Linked DNA regions of Homo sapiens: region 2 is linked to region 1. Evidence: read pairs that join two places in POLR2A ChIA-PET (ENCODE). Cell type or tissue: GM12878. All regions are shown on one strand.

Region 1 (8,000 bases):
CCCCACTGGTGGTGCTGGGGATCAAATTTCAACATGAGATTTGGAGAAAACAAACATCCAAGCACGGCATCTGTCTACCTAGGTCCTCGTCTGCCCCTTCAACTCCGCACGAGTCTTGTCCACTCTACCCACAGGATGTCTCTTGCATCTGTCCACTCCCCTCCACATGGACTCCTAGACTAAGCTAGCACGGCCAGTCTCAATGAAAACACAGCAATAGCCTCCTTCCCCCAAGGACTCTCCTCCCACATTGAAGCCAGAGTGATCCTATGAACATAAATCCCACAGGGCACCCACAGACCTCTCCTGTCTCACCATGGGCCTCTCTCACCCACTGTATTAGGCCATTCTTACATTGTCATAAAGAAATACTTGAGACTGGATAATTTATGAAGAAAAGAGGTTTAATTGGCTCATGGTTCTGCAGGCTGTACAGGAAGCATGGTGCTGGCATCTGCTTGGCTTCTAGGGAGGCCTCAGGAAGCTTCCAATCATGGCGGAAGGCAAAGCAGGAGCAGGCACGTCACATGGCGAAAGCAGGAGCAAGCGAGAGAGAGAGTGTGTGGGGAGGGGCCACACCCTTTTAAGCGACCAAATCTCATGTGAACTGAGAGCGGAGCTCACTTATTACCAAGGGGACAGCCCAGGCCATTCATGAGGGATCCACTCACCCCCATGATCCAATCACCCGCCACCAAGCCCCACCTCTAACATTGGGGTTACACATGCGATCTCGGTGGGGCCACATATCCAAACCATATCACCCACCTTCTGCCCTGCAGCCTCCGTGGCCCTCCTCTGCTTCCTCAAGTCATCCTTGCCCCCTGCAACCTCAAGGCCGTGGCACACACTGGGCTATCCCCCCACCAGCAGCTCTGCCCCTTGGAGCCCCCACGAGACTAGCATGTGGAGGGTGAGCTGGTTGGGTAGCGGAGGGGGTTCCTGCAGGAGTGTTAGCATCTCCACACAAGCCTTGACAGCCCTGCTCTTCTCCTCGATGGCCCCCACAGTGGGTCTCATCCTAATGGCACACCCAGAGATTCTGCCGTGATGGTTCTGGGTGTAGCCTGAACCACAGAGTTTTTCAAAGCTCCCCAGGCGAGGCTAATGGTCAGCCAAGGTTGAGAATCACTGCCCTGAACATAGCATGAGGATGATAGGCGGGTCGTTTCTTACTGAAAGGCCCCTATGTGCCAATCACTGAGTTACACACTCTGTGGCTGGCTTCACTGAAGTCTCACCAAAGCTACAGGAGCTGAGGATGATGATCTCCATTTGCAGGTGAGGAAAACCAGGCTCAGAGAGGGGAAGGAACTCGCCAAGGTCACGTAGCTCAAGGCAGCAGAGCCGAGCATGAGCCCAGGGGTGGCTGCCTCCAAAGCCTGCATTCCTAACCATTCTAAACCCTGTGCCCTCCATGGGTTTCAGTAAGGTGCACAGAGAATGCCAAACTTCACAGTCCTCTGAGATATAAAATGTAGATGTGCCACCATGGAGGAGCCAACGAGAAAGAGTCCAAAATATGGAAACACATGTTTTGTTCCTGATGTCAGACCCTGTAAATACCACAAATAACACATCAGCATGTCCTCCCATCACTGTCAACAAACTATAAAACACCCTTTAAACAGCCCAGAGTCATGACTGTACAGAAATCAAATCCAGCAATTCAATTTTCCGAGGAATGTTTTTTTGTTTTTTGAGACGGAGTCTCACTCTGTCTCGCCCAGGCTGGAGTGCACTTGGCTCACTGCAGCCTCCACCTCCCAGGTCCAAGCGATTCTCCTGCCTCAGCCTCCTGAGTAGCTGGGACTACAAGTGTGCACCACCACGCTCAGCTAATTTTGTATTTTTAGTAGAGACGGGGTTTCACCATGTTGGCCAGGTTGGTCTCGAACTCCTGACCTCAGGTGATCTACCTGCCTTAGCCTCCCAAAGTACTGGGATTACAGGCATGAGCCACCGCGCCTGGCCCCAAGGAATGCTTTGCTTAACTGACTCCCTCCACTTGCTTTGTAAGAAACTCTAGTTCAAGTTCATGTGCAGAAGCTCCTTGAAACCTGTGAAAGGAGGTGCTGGGCATCAGGTGAGGAACACCTGGTACTCGTCTCCTCGTCAGCCTCTGTGGCTTCCACTAGGCATTTGTTATGAATTTTCTTTTTCATTGAGTCCTCACCAGTAATCCATGATCTGATCCAATATAAAAAGACTTTCAATTATTTAGATAATAACATCTTACATTTATATAGTGCTTTACCATTTTCAAAGTACTTTCGCATATCTTATTTCATTTGCATATCAGGCATTCAGTGTTGGCTACATTTGTATAGATAAATACAAGTGATGAATAGGCAAAGTCTAAAAAAATACTGTATTTCATTATCATCTCCAAATGTTGTTTCAAATAAGACAAATTAAATAAATATATTAAAATGAGAAGCCTCTTAAGGAAAGCATCACATATTTATAAAGTTACCTTTTCCAAGACTAGCAAAGTAATGAGCATGATGAGGAACTCAAAGCATGTTTCTAGAGACTTCCGTTTCCAGCAATATGGTAGACTGCTAAGCTGACACATCCAATTGCTGAAAACAACCCAAAATATTGAACAAACTACTTTTTAAATAATAATAATTTGTTGAAGACAACCAAGAAACTAAGGAATACTTGGAGGGCAATACTAAGTAAAGTCAAGAATGTGAAGAGATTTAAGTAAAATTAATTACCTAGCGAGCACCAAAATCAACGTTTACCTTGAGGACATTGGTCAAGCTCAGTAATCTGAGAAGTGCAGGAAACAGGAGATAAGATGGAGAGTCTAATAAGAAACACCTAGAGCTTCCTGTAACGCTAGCGTACTCTTTTTTTTTTTTTTTTTTTTTTTTTTTTTTGACACAGAGTTTCGCTCTTGTTGCCCAGGCTGAAGTACAATGGCGCGATCTTGGCTCACTGCAACCTCCGCCTCCCAGGTTCAAGCGATTCTCCTGTTTCAGCCTCCCAAGTGGCTGGGGTTACAGGCACCCACCACCACGCCTGGCTAATTTTTGTATTTTTAGTAGAGACCAGGTTTCACCATGTTGGTCAGGCTGTTCTCCAACTCCTGTCCTCAGGCAATCCACCCGCCTCGGCCTCCCAAAGTGCTGGAATTACAGGCTTGAGCCACCGCACCTGGCCAACGCTAGCTCACTCTTAGTGGAAAGGTGAACTAGACCAGGGATTGCAGAGAAGATTGCTGTCTTGAGGCTTGGCATAGCATAAAAGGGAAAAACCTACCCTGAGAATCTGTAACCTCAAGCCAGCCCACATGTGAGTCTGCTGTTCTTATCTGCTTTAGTGGCCCTAAATAACTCAAGCTGGAAATTTGGTGGTCCTCAAAACCCGCAACTGAGAGTTTTGTTTACAAAGACCTACTCTAAAATTCCAGCTCTGGGGAAGATGGAGTAACCACATTCCATCCTGTCTCCCCCACCAAATGCCAGAACACAATGCACAGAGAAGCTGAGGACTCTAAAAAGTAAATAGCCGGGCGCGGTGGCTCACGCCTGTAATCCCAGCACTTTGGGAGGCCAGACAGGCGGATCACCTGAGGTCAGGAGTTTGAGACCAGCCTAGCCAACATGGAAATACCCTGTCTCTTTGTAAAAATACAAAAATTAGCCAGGTATGGTGGCACACGCCCATAATCCCAGCTACTTGGGAGGCTGAGGCAGGAGAATCGCTTGAACCTGGGAGGCAGAGGTTGCGGTGAGCCAAGATAGTGCCATCGCACTCCAGCCTGGGCAACAGAGACTCCGTCTCAAAAAAATAAAAAGTAAATAACCTGCCAGGAGCTGTGGCTCACACCTGTAATCCCAGTACTTTGAGAAGCCCAGGTGGGCAGATTGCTCAAGCTCAAGAGGTCAAGACGGGGATGAAAACCCATCTCTACAAAATACAAAAACAAATAGCCGGACATGGTGGTGCATGCCTGTGGTCCAAGCTACTTGGGAGGCTGAGATGGGAGAATTGCTTGAGCCCAGGGAGGTCAAGGCTGCAGTGAGCCATGATCATGCCACTGTACTCCAGCCTGGGTGACAGAGCGACAAGACCTTGTCTCAAAAAAAAAAAAAAAAAAAAAGTAAATAGCAGCAGGCAGAAAAAATCAGAAGACAAGAATTCAGATTACTGCTGAGCTGGCAGGAAGTTGACCATTTTCCCCTCTTCAGTCCTCCTGCTGCTTGGCCCCAGCCATGGTACACTGGTAGAAGATGCATCACAGATAAGGGGAATGAAAGCCCAGATTTCTGGCAAGAGGACTAGAAAGATGAGCCCCAGCATATAAGAAAGCCCTGAACAAGTGGCTGGGCATGGTGGCTCATGCCTGTAATCTTAGCACTTTGAGAGGCCGAGGCAGGTGGATTGCCTGGGCTCAGGAGTTCGAGACCAGCCTGGGCAACATGGTGAAAGAAATCATGAAGAAGAAGGGGCTTGGCAAAGTGACACCATAAAGTTATATATAAACTCCCAAATTTAGCAAACAGTATAAATTTAGAGATAAATTCAAAGAAATTTATCTTTGAATTTCTTTGAATTTAGGATAAATTCAAAGAAATCAATGCCAAGATACATCATAAGCAAACCTCTGAAAACAAAGAAAACATCTCTAAAACAATCAGAGAAAAGTGCCACAATGCAGGGTGCGGTGGCTCACGCCTGTAATCCCCGCACTTTGGGAGGCATAGGCGGGTGGATCACGAGATCAAGAGTTCAAAGCCAGCCTGGCCAACATGGTGAAACCCCGTCTCTCCCAAAAATACAAAAATTAGCCAAGCGTGGTGGTGCAGACCTGTAATCCCAGCTACTCAGGAGGCTAAGGCAGGAGAATTACTTGAACCGGGGAGGCAGAGGTTGCAGTGAGCCGAGATCATGCCATTGTACTCCAGTCTAGGTGACAGAGCAAGACTCCGTCTCAAAAAAAAAAAAAAAAAAAAAAAGAAAAAGAAAAATGCCACAATGCCCATAGAGAAAGAAAAATTGAAATGACTATGGATTTCTCATCAGAAACTATGGAGGCCAAAAGGAAGTGGCACATTTTTTTTAATGCTGAAAAAACAGACCTGTCAACCCACAATTTTGCAGCCAGCAAAAATATTGTTCAGAAAGGAAGATGAAATAAAGACATTCTCAATGGAAGGAAAACTAACATTCACTGCCAGCAGATCTCTCTAAAAAAATTGCTAGGGCCGGGCGCAGTGGCTCCCGCCTGTAATCCCAATACTTTGGGAGGCCAAGGTGGGTGGATCACCTGAGGTCAGGAGTTCAAGACCAGCCTGACCACATGGTGAAACCCTGTCTCTACTAAAAATACAAAAATTAGCCAGACATGGTGGCATGCACCTGTAATCCCAGCTACTGGGGAGGCTGAGGCAGGAGAATCACTTGAACCCGGAAGGCAGAGTTTGCAGTGAACCGAGATCATGCCATTGTACTCCAGCCTGGGTGACAGAGCAAGACTCAGTCTCAAAAAAAAAAAAGCATTCCTAGATAAAGTTCTTCAGAAAGAAGAAAAACGGTATTTGGAAGGAAACTGGAAACATCAGAAATGAAAGAAACAGACATGGTAAATATCTAAATGAATACATTATTCTCCTGTTGAGCTTCTTAAAACATGTTGGTGACTGAAAGCAAAAATTGTAATATTTTCTAATGAGCTTTCATATATATATACACACACATATATGTAACATATAAGAGAAGTATAACAGAAAGAGGGAGAATAAAGGGACCTGTATGGTAGAGGGGAGGAGATAATAAAGATAGATGCATAAATTACTGAAACAGGTAGGGTGCAGTGGCTCACGCCTGTTATCCCAGCACTTGGGGAGTCCATGGCAGGTGGATTGCTTGAGGCCAGATGTTCGAGACCAGTCTGACCAACATGGCAAAACTCCATGTCTAATAAAAATACAAAAATTAGCCAGGCATGGTGGTGGGCTCCTGTCATCTCCTGTCATCTCAGGAAGCTGAAACATAAGAATTGCTTGAACCCAGGAAGCAGAGTTTGCAGTCAGCTGAGATCACACCACTGCCCTCCAGCATGGACAACAGAGTGAGATTCCATCTCAAAATAATAATAATAATATTAATTAATTAATTAATTAATGAAACAAAAAGCAAGCAAATAAAGAGAAAAAAGTTATTAAAATTATTTTTAACCTCTGAAGAGGGTAATTTAAAAACACCTCTAAAAAGAATAATGAAGAAAAAATATGAAAATTCACAATAAATAATAACACAAAAAGGAACTGATACCTATAAATACAGCAGAGATTAGACGGATAAGAGAGTACTTCAACAGCTTTGTGCTAATAACATTGAAAATGTATACATTCTTAGAAAAATTGGTTTTTAAAACTGATTACAAAATAAAAAGAAATATGGATTAGGCCAGTAGTCTAAATTTTCTAGTAAAGAGAACACTAGGCCAAAACAGTTTACAGGAGAATCCTAATAAACTTAAGGAACAAAGAAATATTTTTAAAAATGTACCAAGAAATAGAAAATGAGGAACAACTCAACAACTCCACGGTTATGAGGCCAGTGTGATTTTGACAACAAAACCTAAACAAGAAAAATTTGAGAATTTAAAATTCTAAGCCCATTTAATTCATGAATAAATATGCAAAAACTCCCAAGCAAATATTAGCAAACCAAATCCAACCACATATTTTTTTTTCTTGCGATAGCATATTTTTTAAAAAATAAAACAACCGGGCACGGTGGCTCACACCTGTAATCCCAGCACTTTAGGAGGCCAAAGCGGGCGGATCACCTGAGGTCAAGAGTTCGAGACCAACCTAGCCAACACGGTGAAACCCCCATCTCTACTAAAAATACAAAAATCAGTTGGGCATGGTGGCAGGCAACTGTAGTCCTAGCTACTCGAGACGCTGAGGCAGGAGAATCACTTGAACCTGAGAGGAGGAGGTTGCGATGAGCCGAGATCACGCCACTGCACTCCAACCTGGGTGACAGAGTGAGACTTTGTCTCAAAAAAAAATAAAAAATAAATAAAAGCAAAACACAACACAACAAAGTTGAGTTTATCTCAGGAATTCAAGACTGATTTTATATTTTAAAATCCACTGATATTAAATGTTAAAGGAGAAAAATCTTATTATCCTCTCCATAGATGCAGAAAAAGCATTTTATAAAATTCCACACCCATTTATGATTTTTAAAAAGTTTCCTAACTATTAACAAATCAGAAGTAAAAGGAAATTTCCTTAATCTCTCTCTCTTTTTTTTTTTTTTTTTTTTTTTTTTTGAGATGGAGTCTGGCTCTGTCGCCCAGGCTGAAATACAGTGGCACAATCTCAACTCACTGCAACCTCCACCTTCCTGGTTCAAGGGATTCTTGTACCTCAGCCTCCCGAGTAGCTGGGATTACAGACTTGTACCACCATGTCCGGCTAATTTTTGTATTTTTAGTAGAGATGGGGTTTTGCTGTGTTGGCCAGGCTGGTCTCAAACTCCTGGTCTCAAATGATCCGACTGTCTCGGCCTCCCGAAGTGCTGGGATTACAGGCATGAGCCACTGTGCCCAGCCGAAAAATTCCTTAATCTGATTAAAAAGACATCTATTTAAAACTTCTCAATTGTTTGGTTTCCCGTCTGGCATTTAAGGAGCTTGGAAGTCATCACCCCATCCTAACAACAAGTGAAAAGCTGAACAGACTGAAAAATCAACAACTCTTCTGAAGTCCATCAGAGAAGTGAGGTCACATGGCAAATCACTGTCCCCAGAGTTGAAGAGACAGATATGCAAATACAGAGAATCACAACCTACCAAACCAGAAACCCATGAGCAGAAACTTCCACAGAAACCAGTACCACAGCAGAGAAATCTAAGCTACAATCGACCGATTTCTGGGAGCTCTGTGTGGACTAGCCTAAGAGTTCAAAACTCCAAGGGGACCCAGTCATAGAGGAGGACCCACACTTTTATGACTTTGACCTCC
Region 2 (8,000 bases), 370 kb after region 1:
TGCAGAAAACTGGAGCATTGCCTGTATCATCATCTGTTACTCATTTGGTTTTTCTTGTTCTGCTAGGACCCTGGTTAGGAGTAGAATGGGACAATCCCGAGAGAGGAAAGCATGATGGGAGCCACGAAGGGACTGTGTATTTTAAATGCAGGTAACTTTTCATTATGAATCAGCACGGTCATTTAGTCAAGATTATATTTAATACTTGAATAAGGAGGGATGGAGAGGAAGAAATGTTTGGCTCATGGAGTAGTTATATTATGGAATTTGTTGTATTCCAAAAAGGCAGTTATTTTATTTGTGGCTTAATTGCTGCTGTTTGTAGCATTTTTCCCTTTTTTAAAAAAATTCTGACTCTTGACCTTATGCATGGCGTTGCTTTCTTCGTCCTTTTTTTTTTTTTTTTTTTTTTTAACAGTCCTTTAAATTGGATGAATGTAAACCTTTCTGGCTCATTACCAATTTACAATCCAGTAAGTAAATAATAGAAAAGAGAAACAGCCTAGATTTCCAGTAAGAAGGAATTGATTACACAAAATACAGAACATCTGAATAGTGGAATGTTGAGCCACCATTAAATAAATTTCTTATCATAGGAAGAGTTACATGTCACATTGCATTTCTTTGTCTTTTTTTTTTTTTTTTTGAGACGGAGTCTCACTCTGTCGCCCAGCTGGAGTGCAGTGGCACAATCTCAGCTCACTGCAACCTCCACCTCCTAGGTTCAAGCAATTCTCCTGCCTCAGCCTCCTGAGTAGCTGGGATTACAGGTGCCCACGACCACGCCTGGCTAATTTCTGTACTTTTAGTGGAGACGAGGTTTCACCATATTGGCCAGGCTGGTCCCGAACTCCTGACCTTGTGATCCGCCCGCCTCAGCCTCCCAAAATGCTGGGATTACAGGTGTGAGCCACCACGCCCGGCCTGTCACATTGCATTTCTATTATTATTTTTGATCGCCTGATGTCAGAAAAACTGCATGAAGCCCTGAAAAGGGTGCTGGGGAGCCTTCAGGCAGAGCCTGTCTTCTAAATTTTTGTTGTTGTTGTTGATTTTTATTAGTTTTCAATTTCTGAAAACGATCTTTCCCTAGTAAGCTGTTTTTCCTTAAGTATGGTACAGTGAACACAATACTGCCCTGGAAATCAGGGGGCCTCTAGCCTGTTTTTAACAGTCTTTTTTGTTTGTTTGGTTGGTTTATTTGTTTATTTTTTGAGACATTGTCTCGCCTAGACTGGAATGCAGTGGCATGATCATGACTCACTGTCACCCTGAACTCCTGGGCTCAAGTGATCTTCGCGCCTCAGTCTCCTGAGTAGCTGGGACTACAGGCGTGCACCAGCACACCCAGCTAATTTAAAAAAATAAAAATAAAAAAGAGATGAAGTTTTTCTATGCTGCCCAGGCTGGTCTCAAACTCCTGGCCTCAAGCGATCCTCCCACCTCGGCTTCTCAAAGTGCTGGGATTACAGATGTGAGCCACTGCACCAGCCCCACTTTTAACAGTCTTTATGGTCCTGAACAAGACAAGTTTACTAACCTTTAAAATGAAGGTCAGAATTAGGTAACCACACAGCATATCTCCTGGTCCACTATTTCATAATTTTAGAAAGTCAGGGTGTTCTTAAAAGGCCAACTCTACTTGTAGACTTGCCATCTCTGAATTTGTTCAGAGCTGTTCAGGTTATATGGTTAGGGAGAAATATTTTAGCCAGGCCCACAGATTCCTTAGGTACCTGGACCATGACCTTACAAACCCTCCAGTGAAAGGACTTTTTTCTTTTTTTTGAGATGTAGTCTCACTCTGTGGCCAAGGCTGGAGTGCAGTGGCGTGATCTTGGCTCACTGCAACCTCCACCTCCCTGGTTCAAGCAATTCCCCTGCCTCAGCCTCCTGAGTAGCTGGGATCACAGGCGAACGCTACCACGTCTGGCCAATTTTTTTGTATTTTTAGTAGAGACGGGGATTTCACCAGGTTGGCCAGACTGTTCTCGAACTCCTGACCTCAGGCAGTCCACTGGCCTCGGCCTCCCAAAGTGCTGGGATTACAGGTGTGAGCCACCACCCCCTGTGAAAGGACTTTTTATTTGGAACTTACCCCAGCCTACTTCCTTCTTGTAAAAGCTTGCCCAAATTGTCCATACTTTTATGGTCTTTAATGGTCTCTGGATACAGTGATATTTTCAAAGTCTTGGTTGCTCTGAGCAGAAAAATCAAGAATTGCTTCAAGTCCTGGGTGATGCAGGGTTTGTCCTGAAATGCTAATGGGAAGCCTTGGTTCAGGGACATTGAGTCAGTATAGTCATGCATTGCTTAATGAAGGGGATGTGTTCTGAGAAATGCCTGTTAGGTGGTTTCATCATTGTGTGAACATCATAGTATACTTAACAAACCTGCGTGGTGTAGCCTACTGCACACCTAGGCTACTGTATGGCATAGCCTATTGCTTTTAGGCTATAAACCTGTACAGCATGTTACTGTGCTGAATACTGTAGGCAATTGTAACACAATGGTAAGTATTTATCTAAACATAGAAAAGGTACAGTAAAAATAAAAAATTGGCCGGGTGCGTTGGCTCACGCCTGTAATCCCAGCACTTTGGGAGGCCAAGGCAGGCGGATCACGAGGTCAGGAGTTCAAGACCAGCCTGGACAATATGATGAAACCCTATCTCTACTAAAAATATAAAAATTAGCCAGGCGTGGTGGCGGGCGCCTGTAGTCCCAGCTACTCAGGAGGCTGAGGCAGGAGAATTGCTTGAACCTGGGAGGTGGAGGTTGCAGTGAGCTGAGGTCGTGCCACTGCACTCCAGCCTGCGTGACAGAGCAAGACTCCGGCTCAAGAAAAAAAAAAAATTAAGCAGTGTGGGGTGGTACGGGTGGTATGTGCCTGTTAGTACCAGCTACTTGGGTGGCTGAGTCATTAGGATTGTTTAAGCCCAGGAGTTTCAAGACCAGCCTAGGCAACACAATGAGATCTCATCATAAAAAAAAAAAAGATAGAAAATGGTATGCCTGCATAGGGCACTTAGCGTGAATGGACCTTGTAGGACTGGAAGTTGCTCTGGGTAAGTGAGTGAGTGGTGAGTGAATGTGAAGGCTGGGACATTCTTGTACCCTACTGTAGACTTTGGAAACACTGTAGCCTTAGGCTACACTAAACTTAGAAGTTTTTTCTTTCTTTAATAATAAATTAACTTTAGCTTCCTGTAACTTTTTTATGTTATAAACTTTAAATTTTTTTTTTTTTTGGGATGGATTCTTGCTCTGTCACCCAGGCTGGTGTGCAGTGGCATGATCTCAGCTCACTGCACTGCCTGGGTTCCAACGATTCTCTTGCCTTAGCCTCCTGAGTAGCTGAGATTACAGGCATGCGCCACCACACCTGGGTAATTTTTGTATTTTTAGTAGAGATGGGATTTCACCATGTTGGCCAGGCTGGTGTCGAACCCCTGACCTCGTGATCAACCCTCCTCAGCCTCCCAAAGTGCTGGGATTATAGGCGTGAGCCACCATGCCCGGTACTTTTTTTTTTTTTTTTTTTGGAGACAGAGTCTTGCTCCGTCACCCACGCTGGAGTGCAGTGGCACAACCTCGGCTCACTGCAACCTCTGCCTCCCAGGTTCAAGTGATTCTCCTGCCTCAGTCTTCCGAGTAGCTGGGACTACAGGCGCATGTCACCATGCCCAGCTAATTTTTGTATTTTTAGTGGAGACGGGGTTTCGCCATGTTGGCCATTCTGGTCTCGACCTCCTGATCTCAGGTGATCTGCCTGCCTTGGCTTCCCAAATTGCTGAGATTATAGGCATGAGCCACTGCACTGGACCTGAGCCTTCTTCCAGAATACCTCCTGAAGGACCTGCCTGAGGGTAGTTTACAATTAACTTTTTTTTTTTTTTTTTTTAATAAGTAGGAGTTTGCTGGGCACAGCAGCTCATGCCTGTAATCCCAGCACTTTGGGAGGCTGAGGCAGGAGGATCACCTGAAGTCAAGAGTTCGGGACCACCCTGGCCAACATGGTTAAACCCCGTCTCTACTAAAAACAGAAAAATTAGCTGGGCATGGTGGCATGCACCTGTAATCCTAGCTACTGGGAAGGTTGAGGCATGAGAATCACTTGAACCTGGGAGGTGGAGGTTGCAGTGAGCCAAGATCACACCATTGCACTCCAGCTTGGTCAGCAGAGTGAAACTGTGTCTCAAAAAAAAAAGAAAAAATAGAAGGAGTACACTCTAACATAATGATAAAAAGTATAGTATAGTGAACACTTAAACTAGTAACATAGCCATTTATTATCATTATCAAATATTATGTACTATACATAATTGTATGTGCTATACTTTTATGTGACTGGCAGTGTAGTAGGCTTGTTTACACCAGCATCACCACAAACACGAGTATTATGTTGTACTACAGCATTAAGACAGCTACAGCTTCACTAGGAGATAGGATTTTTTCAGCTCCAGTGTGATTATGGGACCACTGTAGCATATGCGGTCCATTGTTGATCTACACGTCATTATGTGGTGCATGACTGTATTTGGATTCTTAGCCTTGGAATAACTGCTTACTTCATTATATCGTCTAGTGTTGTGTTGTCATGCCTAAACATTTACATAATTGAAGTACATATTATCTTATTATAAATAACTTTTTAAAATTTAAATAGGCACTTTGTTGACATTAAAAAATTATATGAGTAGGTAATGTTATCTGTGAATTCCATTTCAGGATATTTATGGGGCAATACAAAAGAGATCATTGGGTCTGAAGTGGTGGAGAACCACTGGTCTGGACTACAGGAATTTAACTGGTCCTTTAGAGTTTGATGATTTCATGTCATGTTTTAGTTTCTCTGATCTCTTTTGTAACCTAAGGTAAATATAGTAATCTCCTGAGCTATTATTACCCATAATTAATATTTGTAACATTAGCAATTAATAGTGGTTTACAGTGTCAAAATAAAAATAAAATGTGCAGATGAATGTCTAAGTGTAACATTTTATTTGGGAAGCAAGAATTGCAGTTCAGGGCATCCGCACAGACTAGATCGTCTTTGGTATATCCAAAGAACAAAGAACAAAGAGAAACGTGGATTTTTTCTTTTAGTTTTTGAGACGGAGTCTCACTCAGTCGCCCAGGCTGGAGTGCAGTTGCACCATCTCGGCTCACTGCAACCTCCGCCTCCCGGGTCCAAGCGATTCTCCTGCCTCAGCCTCCTGAGTAGCTGGGACTACAGGCGCCTGCCACTACACCTGGCTAATTTTTGTATTTTTAGTAGAGATGGGGTTTCACCATATTGGCCAGACTGGTCTCGAACTCCTGAACTTTTGATCTGCCCACCTCGGCCTCCCAAAGTGCTGGGATTACAGGCATAAGCCACTGCTCCTGGGCTTTTTTTTTTTTTTTTTTTTTTGAGACGGAGTTTCGCTCTTGTTGCCCAGGCTGGAGTGCAATGGCGTGATCTCGCCTCACTGCACCCTCCTTCTCCCAGGTTCAAGGGATTCTCCTGTCTCAGCCTTTTGAGTAGCTGGTATTATAGGAAAGTGCCACCACGCCTGGCTAATTTTGTATTTTTAGACAGGATTTCTCCATGTTGGTCAGGCTGGTCTCGAACTCCCGACCTCAGGTGTTCTGCCTGCCTTGGCCTCCCAAAGTGCTGGGATTATAGGCGTGAACCACTGCACCTGGCCCCCGCCTTTTTTTTTTTTTTTTGGACGCAGGGTCTTGCTCTGTCACCCAGGTAGTAGTACAGTGGCACAATCATGGCTCGTTGCAGCCTCAACCTCCTATGCTCAAGCAGTTCTCCCACCTCATTTTTTGATTTTTTTGTAGAGATGGAGACTCCCTATTTTGCCCTGGCTGGTCTCAAACTCCTGGGCTTGAGTGATCCTCTTACCTCGGCCTCCCAAAGTGCTGGGATTACAGGTGTTACCCGCCGTGTCCTGTCTAGTACATTTTATAAAAAGGAGAAATGTTACATATTGTTCTGAAAGAAAGTTCATTGGCACTAGTCAAGTTTTGGAGAGCTGGCTAGCAAGCTCTGATTGGTGAGTGACAGTGGTGGGTAAGATTAGTCTTAGAGTCACGGCAGATTGTTTTAGTAGCTATTAAATAAAACTGGCTTCAGGTTACAACAGGCAGTCTCAGCAGCTGGGCTTGTAATAAACTGAATTCTTGGAGCAGGTGTTGTGTGCCCCGAGCACTTTTTCCCCTTGGTCCCTTGACTCTGATTTAGTTGGGTATGACAAGAATGACCCAGTTTCTGTAATCAACTTTCCCAAGATTTATCCAAGATTTATGGCCGTGCGCCAGTCACCCGTGTCCTTCCTAGGTACTCCTGCTCTCTACTTCTTGTTGAAGGGGTAGTTGAGGGGTTCAAATATGGTAAGTAACCTTGAAGTCCTCTTTACCTTGTCCGTAGACAGCAGAGTGGTTTTCAGTTTTTTTTTTCTTTCAACCTAAACCCCAGAGTATGCTCTGAACAGAGCTGTGTGTGTCAGTATTCTGCCCACTCACCTTTTATTTCAGTGCTTCTGTTTCCAAGCAATGGTAGAAGTTCTCTTTTCTGGTGAGAAATAAATCTTAAAATCTGACTTTTCTTCAACACTAGGGAGCAGAATCTAACTTTAATACTTAGCATCAGAGAGGTCGTGCTGTTCCAGCCTGTGTCTGTGGTAATGGACATCTTAGGAAATGGATGGTTGACAATTTAAGAAACAAAGCCCTAGCAATAAAGGATAAGTGTTTGAAAGAAAGGATAAATGTTTGAAGTGATAGATACCCCATTCACCCTGATGTGATTGTTACACGTGTGCCTGTATCAAAATATTGTATGTACCCACAAAAATTAAAAATTAAACTAAAAAAAGAAAGCCCTTGATTTATTCATCTTTTGTGTGTCATAAGCCAGTTGTAAAGTGTTTTGAGGATCTTGGCTGAGCATTAATGGATTGGTATAAAATATTCTCTTGGTGTGGTGTAAAGTGTTGGAAGATTTTTTTTTTTTTTTAATCAGGAAATGTAATGATAGTATGTGGGCAAGGCGCATCTCTGTTCAAAAAGGTGGTAGCTCTGCTTCATTTTTGGAAGGTTTTCTTGAATCAGAGCAAAATCATAATTGTGTCAACGCAAAAGCAGTTGAGATGAATATTAAATTCAGCTGATTAGAGAAGCAAACAAAAAGAGCAGTCTACAGCAAGGTGCTTATCTACTGTACTGCTTTACTCACAGGAAAACAACCTCTCTGGGTCAGCTCTTTAGATGTTACAGCGCTGAACACTGCACGAAAGCTGAGTTCTCCTCTCCTGATGAACAGCTAGTTATGCAACCTTGCTGAACACTAAACATTCCTGAAACAAACAGGGTATCAAGATCAACAGTATTTATTAGAAACTCCCCAGAGACCTGGCCTTTTCCAGTAGCTTGTATCCAAAGCTCCAACAAGAAAGAAGCTTACTGTGGAAGTCTGGGAGTCTGTTGGGGACCCTTTACCTTTGTGTAGTGTTGCCAGATTCAGCAAACAAAAATACCAAATGCATAGTGAACTTTGGATTTCAGATAAACAGCCAATCTTTTTTTTTTTTTTTTTTAGTATAAGTATGAGACATGCATGGGGGCATACTTACTTAAAAATGATTTGCTGTTTATCTGAAATACAAGCTTAACTGAGCATCTTCGATTCTATGTGGCAGTCCTGATGGGGACATAGGACAGAATGAATCTTGATAACTGGGTTTTATGAGCACATGCTGTTTCCACAAGGGCCATGGGTCAGGATGATGATTTTACCAGCAGCATGTGTAATTGGTAGGCAGAAGGAGGAAGGAACCTGAACAGGCCAAATGCTTCCAAGAGAAACGTTTTTGGACACCCCTCCCTGTATTCTCCTCCTCACCAACATTTTTCTCTTTAGACATGGTTTGGAATTTCAGTGTTTGGATACAGTTTCTTAATATATTAATGTAGAATCTCAGTGGAGTCTATGTAAATTATTACAGT

The links. ChIA-PET counts read pairs that join two places held together with the same protein. Peaks named below come from ENCODE experiments on the same cell type or tissue, not always from the same donor. Only the 100,000 strongest peaks of a DNase experiment are listed, where the experiment ranks them.
Region 2: POLR2A ChIA-PET joins it to region 1 with 5 read pairs; 2 of 35 experiments call an interaction of 5 or more read pairs at or near these places.

The regions. Positions count from the first base shown.
Region 1 is chr1:235,027,199-235,035,198 of GRCh38, forward strand. No RefSeq gene overlaps it. Among named protein-coding and RNA genes, the nearest start is that of LINC01348, 39 kb to the right of the region's middle. In GM12878, no CTCF peak of the experiment used is centred here; a DNase peak (open chromatin) is centred at 7,829; H3K4me3 peaks cover 517 bases; H3K27ac peaks cover 958 bases.
Region 2 is chr1:235,401,437-235,409,436 of GRCh38, forward strand. TBCE (tubulin folding cofactor E) reads left to right here. Exons shown (of 17, transcript NM_003193.5): 3 at 67-151. Among named protein-coding and RNA genes, the nearest start is that of TBCE, 38 kb to the left of the region's middle. In GM12878, no CTCF peak of the experiment used is centred here; no DNase peak of the experiment used is centred here.